Regions from separate parts of the Homo sapiens genome. Here region 2 is linked to region 1. Evidence: chromatin loops called from intact Hi-C (ENCODE). Cell type or tissue: GM12878. All regions are shown on one strand.

What was found. A loop is a pair of places that touch in the nucleus more often than their neighbours do. Peaks named below come from ENCODE experiments on the same cell type or tissue, not always from the same donor. Only the 100,000 strongest peaks of a DNase experiment are listed, where the experiment ranks them.
Region 2: it touches region 1 in a loop (11-fold over the local background); 1 of 110 quality-filtered maps calls a loop at or near these places.

Annotation. Positions count from the first base shown.
Region 1 is chr5:108,517,987-108,525,986 of GRCh38, reverse strand. No RefSeq gene overlaps it. Among named protein-coding and RNA genes, the nearest start is that of FBXL17, 140 kb to the right of the region's middle. In GM12878, a CTCF peak has its summit at 3,954 (motif pointing left); DNase peaks (open chromatin) are centred at 2,383, 3,906 and 4,466; H3K27ac peaks cover 1,583 bases.
Region 2 is chr5:109,167,798-109,175,797 of GRCh38, reverse strand. All of the region lies in intron 17 of FER (FER tyrosine kinase), which reads right to left. It overlaps LOC124901040 (a long non-coding RNA gene), which reads left to right. Exons shown (of 2, transcript XR_007058897.1): 1 at 1-8,000. Among named protein-coding and RNA genes, the nearest start is that of PJA2, 240 kb to the left of the region's middle. RefSeq lists an enhancer at 4,729-5,284. In GM12878, no CTCF peak of the experiment used is centred here; no DNase peak of the experiment used is centred here.

The DNA of each region.
Region 1 (8,000 bases):
TATTTCTCCCATTTGCTTTTGAAAGAAGAGAAATATGGCTCTGTTCCACCTGGCTCACAGGTGGTCAGAGTTTAAGGTTATCTCTCTTATTCCGTGAATAATTCCTGTTATCCTGTTCTTCTTTCAAGGTGCCCAGATTTCATATTGTTCAAACACACGTGCTCTACAATTTGTGCAGGTAACGCAATTATCACAGGGTCCTGAGGCAAACATACATCCTCCTCAGCTGACAGGATTAAGAGATTAAAGTAAAGACAGGCCTAGGAAATCACAAGGGTATTGATTGGGGAAGTGATAAGTGTCCATGAAATCTTCACAATTTGTGTTTAGAGATTACAGTAAAGACAGGCATAAGAAATTATAAAAGTATTAATTTGGGGAACTAATAAATGTCCATGAAATCTTCACAATCCATGTTCTTCTGCCATGGCTTCAGCCGGTCCCTCCGTTCGGGGTCCCTGACTTCCCGCAACAGAGGAGTTATTGTTTAATGAGTATAGAGATTCAGTTTGGGGTGATGAAATGGTTGCATAATATTGTGAGTGTAATTAATGGCACTGAATTGTACACTTAAGAATAGTTAAAATTCCATTTTTTTCACATAACCACATTTTGGTCAAATTTTTTAATGCCAAATTTTATGTTATATACATTTTACCATAATTTTTAAAAATTAATAATATAATACGCCAAAGCCATTAAATTGTACATTTAAAATTGGTGAATATTATATGTGGAGTATATCTCAGTAAAACTATTACTAAAAAACACACACACAAACAACTATGGCTGCTGAAACCAAAAATGTCTCTTAAATGTTACTTACACACATGCACACAAATAAATAGATTTGTATATTTCATCTCTAATCTCAAGCAAGCTTTCCTAAACCCCTCTAGTCCCATTAGAGTTAATCCTATCCATGCATTTCCTTCATAGCATTACCACAGTTGGAATTACCATGGTTGAAACTAGATGTCTAGCTCCATGAGAACAAGGGCTGTTAATTCATTACTTTTAATTCACTACTGCTTCCAAGTGGGTAGCATAGTGTCTGGAATAAAATTGTTGTTGAATGGATGGATGGATGGATGGATGGATGGATGGATGGATGGATGACTTATTGGGCTTAAAGTCTGCATGAATAGCTGTGAGTCTTGTTGGTTGATAATTTAACACTTGCAGAATTTATGGGTTAAACAGGACAAAGAGAGTTCAAATAAGGAAGTGAATATCACCTGATTCTTAAAATTGCCTTAAGAACTTACCCCAAGAGACATACTTATAAGCATACTGAATACAGTGTGAAACATTATTAAAGAAAGAGTCACCCAAATCTGATTTGAAAAGTAAGGCAAGAGGTTTCTGATGGTGCTATTTTGTAGTTGGATAAAAGATTCACTTATACATTATAAGAAAAATGAGTTTGGGAGATAAAATATTAAGAGGAACTTTAAACTCTAGAAACAAACAAAGATAAGCTATTGATATGAGAGGGAAACTACAGAAAGAGGTCAAGAGATCTGATTTATTTAAAGAAACAACATTTCAAGTAGAAAAACTCTAAAAAAAAAATCTAACTTGAGAGGAAAACAGACTTTAGATTGAAGAGGTCTGAAGAATAGTAAGGCAAGAGCAGAGGGCAAACTCAAACTGAAAATTGGAAAAATATTCCTGGAGCTAATTACAGTCATAAAGTGGAACCATTTCCCTAAAGAGGTAATTATAGTAAACTCAGTAGCGACGTTCAAATGGAAATTAAATGTTTATGGAAGACGTGGTGTTCATTTTTCTGATAGAGGAAGTTCTTCTGGCTGACTCATGAGTTCATTACCCTCTTCATTTTCTTCTATTTTTTTGCCTCTTATGAAGTTTTCCATTGTATCTGAGACTGGGTCTGACAAGTGTTTTACAATTGTGCGCTTGGTCAGTATTTTACATTTTATAGGAGACATTAGTTTAAATACCATATGTAAAACTTCACCAAAAAAACTAGGTCAGTGAAGGTATGCAATATCATTTCTCGGCTTCAATTCAGTGCAAGAAACTACCTCAGGCCAAAGCTTCCCAATCTAAAGGACATTGAAGACTAGTGAAATACTCAAAATCTCTTATTCAGATAGTTCTACATTCTATATTCCGTAGAAAAGTACTACATTTTTATACTTCAAGATACAAATTGTGATTTCTGGTTCAAATAGCAAATTTAGAACTAATGCTTATCTCTTCTCTCTCCCTAGACCTCAGTGAAATGATAGTAAAGAATTAAACCCATATCATATCAGTGGAGGAGAGATTCTGAGACATTTCTAGAAAATGAAAAAGAAAGAAAGTCTGTTGACAGATTGAATAAAGCAAAGACAAGACAACTCTGAGCTGTGCATGTGAAATCAGAATGCTGATATTCTGCAGAAGCTTGGGGAAGCAGGTACTATGAGAAAGTCAGATGGAAAGGGGAACCAAAAAGAGTGAGGGGGTGATGGACCTTGTGCCTCTGAATAGCTCCTCTCCCAGGTTCTTCTCTCTAGGATACCAAGAATTTCATTCCCAGGCAAAAAATCAGGGGGCTCTTCTCTTAGGAATTTAGTCAACTGTCAGAGGAGAATTAGAGTTATTAGAGTACATGTGTGCAGCCACTACCATTCTGACATTTGGAGGCCACTCCTGCGTTATGGCCAGCTCCCTGTCTGCCCCCACTCCCCATGGATGTAGAGCTCCTGGTCAGCCATCCTGATGATGCTAAAGAACCAATGAGAAAAACAGCAAAGGCACTCCAGGCCAGCTCTTTGGAAATCAACACTGTCAGACAAAATCACAGACAGATTAGGAAACCATCACCATTGAGGGGAAAAAAAGGTATTATACAGATGAAACAAAAATCCTATGAAAACGGAAGAATCAGAAGTGGTCCTTGAGAAAAACAGAACGGATCCAAGACAACAAATAGCAAAAGTAAGGGGAATAGATGTTCTGACATTATTAAAAAAAAAAAAAAAAAAGAACAAAAGTAGGCCAGGCGCAGTGGCTCACACCTGTAATCCCAGCACTTTGGGAGGCTGAGGCGGGCAGATCATGAGGTCATGAGTTTGAGACCACCCTGGCCAACATGGTGAAACCCCGTCTCTACTAAAAATAAAAAAATTAGCTGGGCATGGTGGTGGGCGCCTGTAATCCCAGGTACTTGAGAGGCTGAGGTAGGAGATTGTTTGAACCTGAGAGGCAGAGGTTGCAGTGAGCCGAGATCACGTCATTGCACTCCAGCCTGGGCGACAGGGCGAGACTCTGTCTCAAAAAAACAAAAACAAACAATAACAACAACAACAAAACGAAAGTAAATTATTCTTCTATCAAGAAGAATAAATTAGAACTTCAGGGGGAAAAAACTTTGTAATAAAGCAAATTGAACTATGGCAAGATTTGGATGGAAAATATGAAGATAATTCAGGTAGACATATTCATTATAGGAATATTAGTCTTTGAGTGACCCAGGACATGGGTTCTAATTGTTCCATTATTGAAGAGGTTTTGTCTTATAGTCTTCAGGTCAATAGGCTCTATAGTTTGATCATTACTAGACTGTTCTGACTGGCTTGGAACCAAGCACTTTGCCTAGGTACTACAGTGTTCAGGAACTCCCAACTGCATGTATATGCAAAGTGGTGGAGACTGATGTGTGCCTTATACCTATACACCCCCACAATAATGAGTGTGTCACATCACTCTTCAGGTGGCCTCCACCACTCCCAGACTTTACTAGTTTCAGAGAATGTTGTCTTGAGCAGTCCAGAGAAGTAGGGAAACGAATTGCTGTGCCCCATAAAGGATTCTGCGCAATGGAATTTGACCTTTGGCTTTTCCATTCCCAGTTTTCTGTGCCATATAGCCCTATCTTCAAGTATAATTACAAGAGAGGTAGGGCCACATGCCTTTAAGTCTTTATAAATGGTGACCTCTCCTGGCTACTAACGGTATGGCACATATACATAAAGCCTCTCTTCTGGAAAAGGAGTATCTTAACCCCATACAAAATGTCTTAAGGATCTAGAGGACAAGTGGACAAATCAACAGAAGTATTTATTGATTTTACTCTAGTGTTGGTACATCACGCAAAGCTATTAAAAATACTTTTAAGAATTCTGAAAGATTCCTGCTGCATGATTTCTTGGAATAAACTATTATTATGACATAAACTATTATTATGAAAACCATTCATCTGTGCTTCATAAATGACAGGGAAAAAAGTCCACACTACTTATATCAAGCAAGATCTGACAATTAGGACTTTGTTAGACCAAAAGAATGAAAATGTAGTTTATAGGCTCTGGAGCTGGCAGTTCAGGCTTCGAACTTGATTCTGCCATTTACTGTCTGAGTGACCTTGGACATGTTACTATACCTGTCTGAGTTTCAATTCCGTAAAATGAGATCACATACACTACTGTGGGAAACCAAAATAGGCCACCCCAAAATACACTTCTTTGGCATATTTCGAGATGGCTGTTCAGAGGGACTGCAGACACAGGAATAGATCTGAAAGCTGTCCTTTTGTGAGGGAGATTTGCATCTGTAGAGGAAATCTGCACTCATGAAGTAAACAGCAGATGCAAACATCCTTTCTCTGAGGCTCCCTTATCTGCCTTATCTGGTTTTAGAAAAGAAAACGCACAGGAAAAAGACTGTAAAGGTCTGGCACTTTAAAAGTTCAGATACAGAAACTTTTACTCCAGCCAGCCTGAGGGCTGCTCCCCAAGGAAATGCATCCGTATAACAGATAACCTTGGTATTTCCTCCCCTCATCTCCCCATAACCCCTGTAACCTGCGGCCACTTCACCCAGGAGCTCCAAGGCTCTATTTCTCTCTGTACAGTGTAAAAACTTCAGTCATGTGACCCTTCGTTGAGTCTCATATTTTGTGTGGCTCCCATGCACATGTGCACATTAATAAATTTGTATGCCCTGTCTCCTGTTAATCTGTCTATTGTCAGTTGTTTTATAGACAGAAATTATCAAACCTTCAGAAGCAGAGGGAGAAAATTTCCTTTTGCCTCTACACTATTTACTGCATAGATTGTGTGGGTTAAATGAAATAACATCGTTACGTAAAAAAACTTAACATAGTCCCAGGCACTTTTTTTTTTTTTTTTTTTTTTTGGAGATAGGGTCTTGCTCTGTCACTCAGGCTAGAGTACAGTGGGGTGATCATGGCTCACTGCAGCCTTAAACTCCTGGGCTCAAATGATTCTCCCATCTCAGCCTCCCAATTAGCTGGGGCCACCAGCATGAGCAGCCATGCCCGCTAATTTTTTTATTTTGTAGAGATGGGGTCTCCCTGTGTTGCCCCGGCTGGTCTCAAACTCCTGGGCTCAAGCAATCCTCCCGCCTCGGCCTTTCAAAGTGCTGGGATTACAGATGTGAGCCATCACACCTGACCTGACCATTCACTTCTATCAGAAAATAAAATTGGATACCGTATCCCCAAAATATTTATATTTCTTTAAAATTATATCCATGTAGCCCAATTTGTTACACACAATCCAAAAAATTAAAACAGAACTGTTTAAAGGATACAATACAGAATAAATATAAATAAAAGTTTTATTACTTTCTTTCTACATCCCAATGAGTTATCTTATGCAAATCCTTGCATACATGTACCCTACTATGGAGACTACTACAATAAAGGCACAAAATGAGAGGCATTTCCCAAAAGATCTAGGTTTGAATCCAAGCCCATAATTCTCCTCTGTAATCTCCTACTCTCCCTCTCTAAACTTACCTTTCACTGCTACAAAAGGTAAATCCCATAGCATAAGGAGCTTTCTTTCTGCAATCCTGGTAAGCCACACTCACTGCAATTGAAGGCTCAGCTCCTTGGCTCAGGAGCCCTCCAGGAGGCCCCTTAGTGACCTCCCCAACACATGGGGTCCCATGTTAGTCTTGTCCTGCCTATAGCCAGGCCCACGTGAGTATATGCTATCTTGGACTCTGTGATGGTTAACATTGAGTGTCGACTTGATTGGATGGAAGGATGCAAAGTATTGTTCCTAGGTGTGTCTGTGAGGGTGTTGCCAAAAGAGATTAACATTTGAGTCAGTGGACTGGCAAAGGCAGACCTACTCTCAGTCTGGGTGGGCACCATCTAATCAGCTGCCAGTGTGTCTAGAATAAAGCAGGCAGAAGAAGTTGGAAAGAGCAGAGTTGCCGAGTCTTCTGGCCTTCATCTTTCTCCCATGCTGGATGCTTCCTGCCCTCAAACATTGGACTCCAAGTTCTTCAGCTTTTGGACTCTTGGATTTACACCAGGGTTTTCCAGGGGCTGTCGGACCTTCAGCCACAAACTGAAGGCTACACAGTCAGCTTCCCTACTTTTGAGGTTTTTGGACTCAAACTGGCTTCCTTGCTCCTCAGCTTGCAGAAGACCTACTGTGGGACTTCAACTTGTGATTGTGTGAGTCAATACTCCTTAATAAAGTCCCCTTCATAAACACATATGTCCTATTGAAGCGGCGTCATTCATCTGGGGTAATACCCGAGGTTTGCTGCCTCATGCCAAGGAAATCAAGGACACGGACACATGTGGAATGAGGTTAACAGCAGAGGTTTAATAGGCAAAGGAAAGAGAAAAGAGAATAGCTCTCTTTCCTGCAGAGAGAGGGGCTCCTGAGTGGGTCTTCTGGTTCTGTGGTGAAATGCGTGGGGTTTAATAGACTAGCTTGATGAGGCAGTGTCTGATTTACACAGCGCTCAAAGATTGGTTGGACCAGGTGTGACATTTACACAGTACGTGAAGAAGCTGGCTACTCCATGCTAATCTTTTATTATGCAAATGTATTTTTACCTGGCTGGTACCATGTTGTCTGCTCCTTACTGTACACATGGTTGATAAGGAAAAGGGAAGATGGAGCCACCATGTTGAACATGCCTGTAGCCCCAGGTAGACTTTTCCTGTTGTCACAGCTGCTGACATTCACCCACGCAAGCTTCCAGCTTCCTCATCTATGTTTGCAGCTCAATTTTACAGGCTGCTTTTTGTTAGAAAATAAATGATTTGGGGGCTGCTTTTTAATAGAAGGGAAACCTTACCAAGGACTTCCTTTACCCTCACTATCTGCCTAATTTCTTTTTAACTCCTATATCACTATTAGTTCTGTCCCTCTAGTTCTGTCCATGACTAATACAGACTCTTTGGCTTGTATGTCTACATATCTTGTCTCTCCAGCAAGGCTATTGTTACCAAATGCAGGTTCAACCACTCGCAGCTTACAAAACCAACTAGCAAGGTTGAGGTATGGTAGGAGAGTGACTTTATTATAAACCAAAGCTAGCAGTGGGGAAAATGATCCAGGCTCTTGCCTTAATGGAACCGCTTCAAGTTTCCAGGTGAAATGCAAGGGTTTATGAAGGGAAAGTTTTGGCATAGAGGGTATGTAGGGGTGAGGCAGTGCAGGTCTACGTGATTTGTTCCAATGACTTTTCTTGAGTTATTGCCCCATATGGTGAATGGGTTGGCATCATCTCAGGCTCGGTTGGGTTGTAAGTTAACTGTAGCCTTGAAGCAATCCCTTGGTGGGGGAGATTTCCACAGGTGCCTGTGTCAGAGGTGTTTGAACCAGAGCACCTCCGTCTTAAATAGGGGCTGCGTAAAATAAGGCTGAGACATATGGGGCTGCATTCCCAGAAGGTTAGGCATTCTAAGTCACAGGATGAGTTAGGAAGTCAACAGAAGATATGGGTCATAAAGATCTTGCTGATAAAACAGGTTGCAGTAAAGAAGCCAGCTAAACCCCACCAAAACCAAAAAGAGTGACTTCTGATCGTCCTCACAGCTACACTCCCAGCAGTGCCAATGACAGTTTACAAATGCCATGGCAATGTCAGAAAGTTACCCTATATGGTCTGAAAGGGGAGGCATGAATAATCCACCTCTTGTTTCACATATAATCAAGAAATAACCATAAAAATGGGCAATCAGCAGCCCTCAAGGCTGCTCTGCCTATGGA
Region 2 (8,000 bases), 650 kb before region 1:
AAATGGTATCCCACTGTGGTTTTGATTTGCATTTCCATAATGATTAGTGTTGAGCTGTTTGAGTTTCTTGGATATTCTGGATTTTAGTCCCTTGTCAGATGAATAGTTTGCAAATATTTTCTTCCATTCTACAGGTTGTCTCTTCACTATGCTGATTGTTTCCTTTGCTGTGCAGAAGCTTTTAAATTTAATATAGTCCCATTTGTCTATTTTTGTTTTAGTTGCCTGAGCTTTTGAAGTCTTAGCCATAAAACCTTTGCCTAGACCAATGTCCTGAAGCATTTCTCCTATGTTTTCTGAAGTAGTTTTATAGTTTCAGATCTTATTTTAAGTCTTCAATCCTTTTTTATATATGGTAAAAGCATCAACTTTTAAGTATTACATCATTTATTAGCTCTTGGAGGTTTGGAAATTTACTTACTCTTAGCTTTAGTTTTCTCATTTGTGAAATGGGGATAATAATTGTACCTACAACATGAGGTTTTTGTGAGAATTAAATGAAATATATAAACCACTTAAACAGAAAGTAGTCAGTGTCAATAAATGTTAGTCACACACACATACAAAACTGTACGTTCATCATAGGAAGACTTGAATTTAGCCTCAGAAACAATGCATCGGGGAATCTGCCTCTTTTCCCTTTCTAATTAGATTCAACTAAATTTGACAATTTTCTCTTCACATGAATATAAAAGACACTCAGTTTAGTTCTCCTAAAACCAACTTAAATAGTATTTACTATATGCTGGGTACTATTTGAAGCACTTTTTATACGTTAAGTCACTCAGAAATTACTGTACTTATGATCTCCATTCCTATAGATGATAAAACTGAAGCCCAGGAAGCTAATCAACTTGCCCAAGGTCACAAAGCCCGTAAGCGGAGGAAAGCAGAAATTGAATCCCAGCAGCGCAGCTCCAGAGTCTGTAATTTTAGCCACCTACTATGCTTCTCAATTTAGCTAATAATTCTCTTTCAGAATGTAATCAAATGACACACACCTTAACCCATGGCCAATGGCTATAACTTTTGAACTTTAAATAAGAGCCAAAATGGATGACCTTTAGGAAAGGAAGTGACACTTCAGACTCCCTCCCTGCCCCCTAAAAAACAACAAAACAACCTACATAATACACATATAAAAATCTGTTTTCTAATGAAGCAGCCAAATGTCACCAACGGCTTTGAAACAATATGAGTGTCCTGATGAAGGACAGTAGGATTGCCTGTTTCTGGCAAAATTTTGCACACAGTAACAGAAGTGGAACCATAAACTGTCTCTTAGAGCACACCAAGAAACTGAGGTTGGGCAAGGTGGGGTGTCTTTGGCAATAGAGGTGGTATGTTGAGCCCTTTTTTAAAAAACAAAAACAAAAACAAGGCAATACCATAGCCACTATTTAGCTGAAAGTGATGGGATCAGAGATTGACCAAAAAATAAATGGCTAGCCAGCTTCTTCTGCATGTCAGATGTTGCTTATTTCCATTTCAGAATCTACCTTATTTCCTTTGAACAGAATACATAAATATGGAATCTCCCTACATTTCTCATTTCAGTGCACTGCTGATCTCACTGTGTTTTCCACTCATCATACTGTTCCTCACCTCTTCTCTTCCCTTTGCGACCTCCTTTACCGCACTTCATACCTCTCTCTGGCAAGTTCTGTGCCCATTACTAACAGGGCACTTATTTCTAAAAGTGGCCCCAAAGGAAGCCTGCAGCTGTAAATTAGTACCATTATGGAAGCGTGTCTGTTCTCTCTCTTTGAAGAACTGTTCCAGTGCCACAGACTTCTGGGAGGATGAAAACAGAAGTCCCGCCTCTTTGAATGCAGCTATCAACTGATGTAGAGTGAGAGCATAATTTGTGCTTTTTTGTTCAGGGTTGGTTCAATGCCCTACAGATATTTATTGTGAGAGCAAATGACTGCTTATTCTTGAAGGATCTCTCCTGCTACCTGTCAGGACGCTCAGAATACAGTCTTCCCATTTACTTAAAGCCACTGTTAAAATGCATGTATGTTACTTGTGGGGGGGGGGGAGGTACATATTATACCACTTACTCATATTTTAGCAGAAATTATTTGAATAGATAATTGAATAGACATCACAGTCTTAAGGGATTAGGAGGACAGGGCTGATATGTTCTGACAGTGGGAAAAAATAAGAGAAAACTGGTTGAGCAGGCCTGGGTGAGGCATGAAGTAGGCTTTTAAGGAATAGTCAATTTGGGCACTGGGAGAATTCTGAAGGTTATGACAGAGCACTGGGTGGGGACAACAATGCAGACATAACTTATAAAAAAATTTGTATAGGGCTAAGCCCTGCTGTATTTATTCTCTATCGGGTTATTTCGTCTCAATAGCAGAGGAAGATCCTACTGGTGGCTTGGATGCCTCAACCATTGAGTCCATTTACTATATTGGAGTAAGATTCCTCTCTCTGGAGAAACAGAGGCCTGTGGTGATTCCCTTCAATGAGGTTGCTGCCTAATGGCTGGAACACAAAACAACCAAGTTGTTGCCTGACACAGCTGACTGAATGGGAATCACTTATGGAAAATACTGCAAGTCATCTGGCTTCCCTTAAAATGGCCATGCTCAGCACAGAGAAGTGCTTGCTGCTTTTGGATCTTTTATCTCATTTCCTTGGGTGAGTTCCCTGTAAGAGAATTCTGGTTGGACATTTACAAGTGCAGATTCCACATATTCTTTTCTTTAGCTTAGAAATCATATTCCTAGATAAAGAAAGAGAACTCATACTAAATATGAATGTTGAGATAACTCGGAACCAAACATATAGTGATAAAGCTTGTCTTAAATTTACCTGAAAAACCCAAGTGGACCTTTCTTTGCATTTAATTACTGTGATTAATCTGGATGGTTTATAGTTTATGAAATGGGTACTAAATTTGTATAGTCAGATATAAATTTCTCTCAGTCAATATTTCTGCTCCCTATCACCTGTGGGCCACATTGTGAAATGAAATACCAAATCTCCAGGCACAAATTTTAAATAAATATTGATCTATTGTTAAACCTCTTAATAAAGATTCTGGTCTAAAGGAACTTGGTGGGGGTACAGATTAAAAACATTTAAGTAAATGTTTTAATCTCTTCAGTTCACAGAAACATATAAAAAATTTTTTTCTTTTTATTTTATTATTATACTTTAAGTTTTAGGGTACATGTGCACAATGTGCAGGTTAGTTACATATGTATACATGTGCCATGCTGGTGTGCTGCACCCAGTAACTCGTCATTTAGCATTAGGTATATCTCCTAATGCTATCCCTCCCCCCTCCCCCCACCCCACAACAGTCCCCAGAGTGTGATGTTCCCCTTCCTGTGTCCATGTGTTCTCATTGTTCAATTCCCACCTATGAGTGAGAACATGCAGTGTTTGGTCTTTTGTCCTTGCGATAGTTTACTGACAATGATGATTTCCAGTTTCATCCATGTCCCTAAAAAGGACATGAACTCATCGATTTTTATGGCTGCATAGTATTCCATGGTGTATATGTGCCACATTTTCTTAATCCAGTCTATCATTGTTGGACATTTGGGTTGGTTCCAAGTCTTTGCTATTGTGAATAGTGCCGCAATAAGCATACGTGTGCATGTGTCTTTATAGCAGCATGATTTATAGTCCTTTGGGTATATACCCAGTAATGGGATGGCTGGGTCAAATGGTATTTCTAGTTCTAGATCCCTGAGGAATTGCCACACTGACTTCCACAATGGTTGAACTAGTTTACCTTCCCACCAACAGTGTAAAAGTGTTCCTATTTCTCCACATCCTCTCCAGCACCTGTTGTTTCCTGACTTTTTAATGATTGCCATTCTAACTGGTGTGAGATGGTATCTCACTGTGGTTTTGATTTGCATTTCTCTGATGGCCAGTGATGATGAACATATCAAATTTTACTGGGTAATTTAATAACAAAACTGAGCTCTGTCTTAAGCAAACAAATTAAAGGCCACTAGCTGTCTGAGGCTACAATAAAATGCACTACAAGGACCTGGCTCAGAAGTTAGTCTCAGTATTGATGGCAATAGCGTCTACTCCTAAAAGACTTCTGGAAGAGAGATTTAAAAAACATACACCCGCTCCCATTCTGAGACTATGAAGTGAAAACAGAAGTACTTGCCTGAGTGACAAATAACATAACTTAAAATGTTATACTTGGATGCAATAAGTTACCTGAGCAACAGACAGAAAAAAGTGACAAAACCACTTCTTACTGAATAGCCGTCATGATAATGGCTGTCATTTATTGAGTCCTTTATATGTGCCAGATACCATTTTAAATGTCTTTCATATAACCCATGCTCTTTCAATACTCAACTTCATGCATACTAATCTGTACACTAAATACTTCCACAGATTTTTTCCATAAGCAGTGATACAAACATTTGCATTGTTGGAAGTTCTGGACTAGGGATTAACAGAGTTTTCACCCAGTGTTTTCTTTAATAAGCTGTATAAGCTTATGTGTTCCATATTTTCCTGGACCCTGGAAATGAGAGCACCAGTTCTTGATTTTCTGAGCATGAGGGCTGCTGAATGATGTCGAACAATTTTATGATCCTTTGCACCACACATCAACCCTGATGTCATGTTTTATAATGGCTGACAGCAAAAATACAACATGATGAAAAGCTACTAAGAATTTGACAATGTTTTGAAGTGAATTTACACTCTACTAATCACAACAGTAAAAGAATAGTGCACATAGATAGATATATGCAAGACATTATTCTGTATCAGGTGATGCTGAATAGACACTTGGAACACTTGCAATAATTTGGAGGAACCACGGGTCCATGGTGCACCAGCTGGTGGCTAGCATATGACCCTTTCAACTCTAACGTCCTGTATACTCCAGGTTAAAGGCACTGTCTTCCTGTAACTAGCCAGATGAATCTAGCCTCACAGAGGTGGTAGATGGTCCTGGCAAAGAGCTTTCCATGTTGACAATACAACAGTGGGTGTCAGCAGCTAATGAATGCAAGTCACACTCAGAGGGTAAGTTAAAAGATTTCCACTACCCAGGAGCTCAACTATAGCAATGGAAGTATCCTCTAGCTTGCCTTTGCTGAGTAACTGTGGGTTACAACCAAGAAATCACACTTCCCAACCCTGTAAGAATATTGGTAACCATTGATTGACACCTATTATGTGTCAGGCACAATGCTAGGAACTTAACCTATTATCCCTAATCCTAACAATCACACTCAGAGGCATAGATGTCTTTGTATATGGATACAGAAACAGGCTCAGAGATTAAATAACTTGCCCAAGATCACATAGCTGGTAAGTGGCTGAGTATGGAATCTGTTTTGCTCCAAAGCTCTAGTTCTTTGTTTTCCACAGTGTTTAGTGTTCTTTTGGTTTCTTTGAAATACTATTCATTTTATCTTGATAAAAGTTATACTCTTTAATCCCTGAGTAGATAGATTTCTGCCATTTTGTTCCTGGGAACTATTTTCTTTCCCATTTAAGATGAATGAAATAAAGCCCCTGACTTGGCACTTAGGCTATGGAATAAGAATATATTGGGAGGACTAAAATATGCATTTTTTTCTATTCTATTTTCTATAAGGGCATATAACAATTCCTCCATAATCATTTGTTATGGTTTATAATTTCATGAAGTGATATACATAGTCACACTAAGACCTAAATTAAGATATAAAAGGCACATAAAGATACAGAGCAACTGTGTAATCTGTGATGCACAAGGTGCCATAATGAGCCTCAAGAACATTTAAATTTTTATAGTCTGCAAAATGTTCAGCTACTAATGAATAAATACACCCTAATTATAGTGGAATGCACCTAGATTTAGATACTGAATGTTCTGCAGTGGTTAACTCTTTGCAAGATTTTCTTCTTTGTACAAGGGATGCCACTGACTTTGTACTTTACCAAGAGTGCCAATAATGGACTACGTCCCCTAAATTCTCCCAACCAGACACAGCTACATGGTCAGCTTGCACATTTACCTCTGGTTTTCTGACTCCTAGGCCACACTCCTGGGTGGCAAATGGCAAACTCTTCATCTGGCATATCATCACAAAAAGCATTTTTAGAGTAGTTTTGGTCCCAACATACAAAGGGGAAATATATTTATTGTAGCACCAGTATTCTGTTAATGGAAAACAGTTTTCAGTATTTATAGGAATTCAAAAGAAGTAATGACTTTTTTATGTATCTCAGCAGTTCTTTCCTTGCCTCCCATTTACATTCTTTTAAAATGAAATTTTCATTATTCCCATTTCAATTTCTAATGTTGCTTTCTATGTTTATGAAGTAATATCCCAGGTGACTTTATAATAAATTTCCCTTCAGTCCTATGATTGCTCGCAGTGTAGAAAACTGAAATAGAGTCTAAGTTATGAATACAGGTCTATTTTATAATAATTCATTTTTATCTTGAAACAAAGATCTGAAATTCAATTTCTTTTCTGTCTCTATATATTTTCTTTCCATAGTCAGGAAAGCTTTCTTTATCTTTGTTCAATTTAATTCTGCATTATATTTGATAAGACTTTATGGTATTAAGACTTGATTTCATATGCATAGCTACTTTTCTTGTAGCTCTACAAGATAAAGGTTTTTAAAAATATTTACCTAAAATATTCACCCAATGTCCTTCCATGATTGTTATTCATTTTGTGATTCTTTGATGTAATCCACAAAAAATCTGCATTGTGCATTCATGAAGGATTATTTGTCTGAGCAAATATTAACTTTGCATATACATGTGTCCTTTTGGTCTCTTAATGAAATTTGCTTTTACTAACTTGCAGACCACAGTTACATAAAAGTGTCTGAAAGACTCCAGGTGGACAAAATAATTTCTATAAATGTAAAATTTATCATGCCTGAAGGGTTTGGAAGAATTTGGCAAATTTATAGCAATTTCCAAATTACAGGAAGAATAATGTGACAGCTGCTTGACAGCATTCAGCAACAGTGTACAGCAATGTAGGCAAGTGGGTATCATAGGATCTTGGTGAAATTCAATGTGAATTACTTATGTAAGAACTAAGACATAGGATTTTAAAATTCTGTGAAACATCAAATGGTCATTTTAGTGCTGTTAGGTAGTAGGCCTTTTAGATTATTCAAAATATTTTTTATACATGCCAGTTTATGATAAATAATATCTTGAAGAATACAAATGAAGAGGTATGGGGAAGGGGATTCCATGCCCTCTCTGGGTGCACCACCCTCCAGCACCTCCCTCATCTTTAGCTATCTGGAAGCTCTGGAAACACTGTCCTTTTGGGTTTTTATGGAGGCTTCAATACACAGGCATGACTGATTAAACCACTGGTGACCAATTTACTTTCAGCCCTCCTTCACTCCCCAGAGATTGGGGGATGGAGACAAAAGTCCCAACCCTCCAGTCATGCCTTGGTCTTTCTGGTGACTAGGCCCCATCCTGAAGCTCCCTAGGGGTTGCCAGCTGTCAGTCAACTCATTAGCATATAAAAAGACGTCATTTATGCCAGGAAAAGGGGACAAAGACCAATATATATTTCACAATATCACAGTCAACTCCCAGTCTTCTAACGGGATCTGTTACATCCAAAGAATATATGACTTAAAAGATACCGGGACATTACTAGAATTCATTTAGTCATTAATACTGTAATTTGTCCAGTCCATCATATTGTATGAATATGTCTCCTAAAGTGAGGCCACTCAGGTTTGCAGGCTTCCAAAGCAGGAGTGGTCTCAGAAAACATACAGGTTCACTCTTTCAGGCATTTGGTATAATTAAGCTAAGAGACAGTGTCATCTCTTGCTCTGAGCCTCTTTTAAGGTAATATAATATTGGATTTCTCTCATATAATTCATTTGTTCATTTCTTTACCCTCAGCTATTTTTCCTTCTGTTCATTCATACTGAAACTTTTCTACCTTTGGAAGGGACACTAGGTTTGACTACCCTGCTTGTCTAGACTATAGGCAACAATCCTAGTCCAC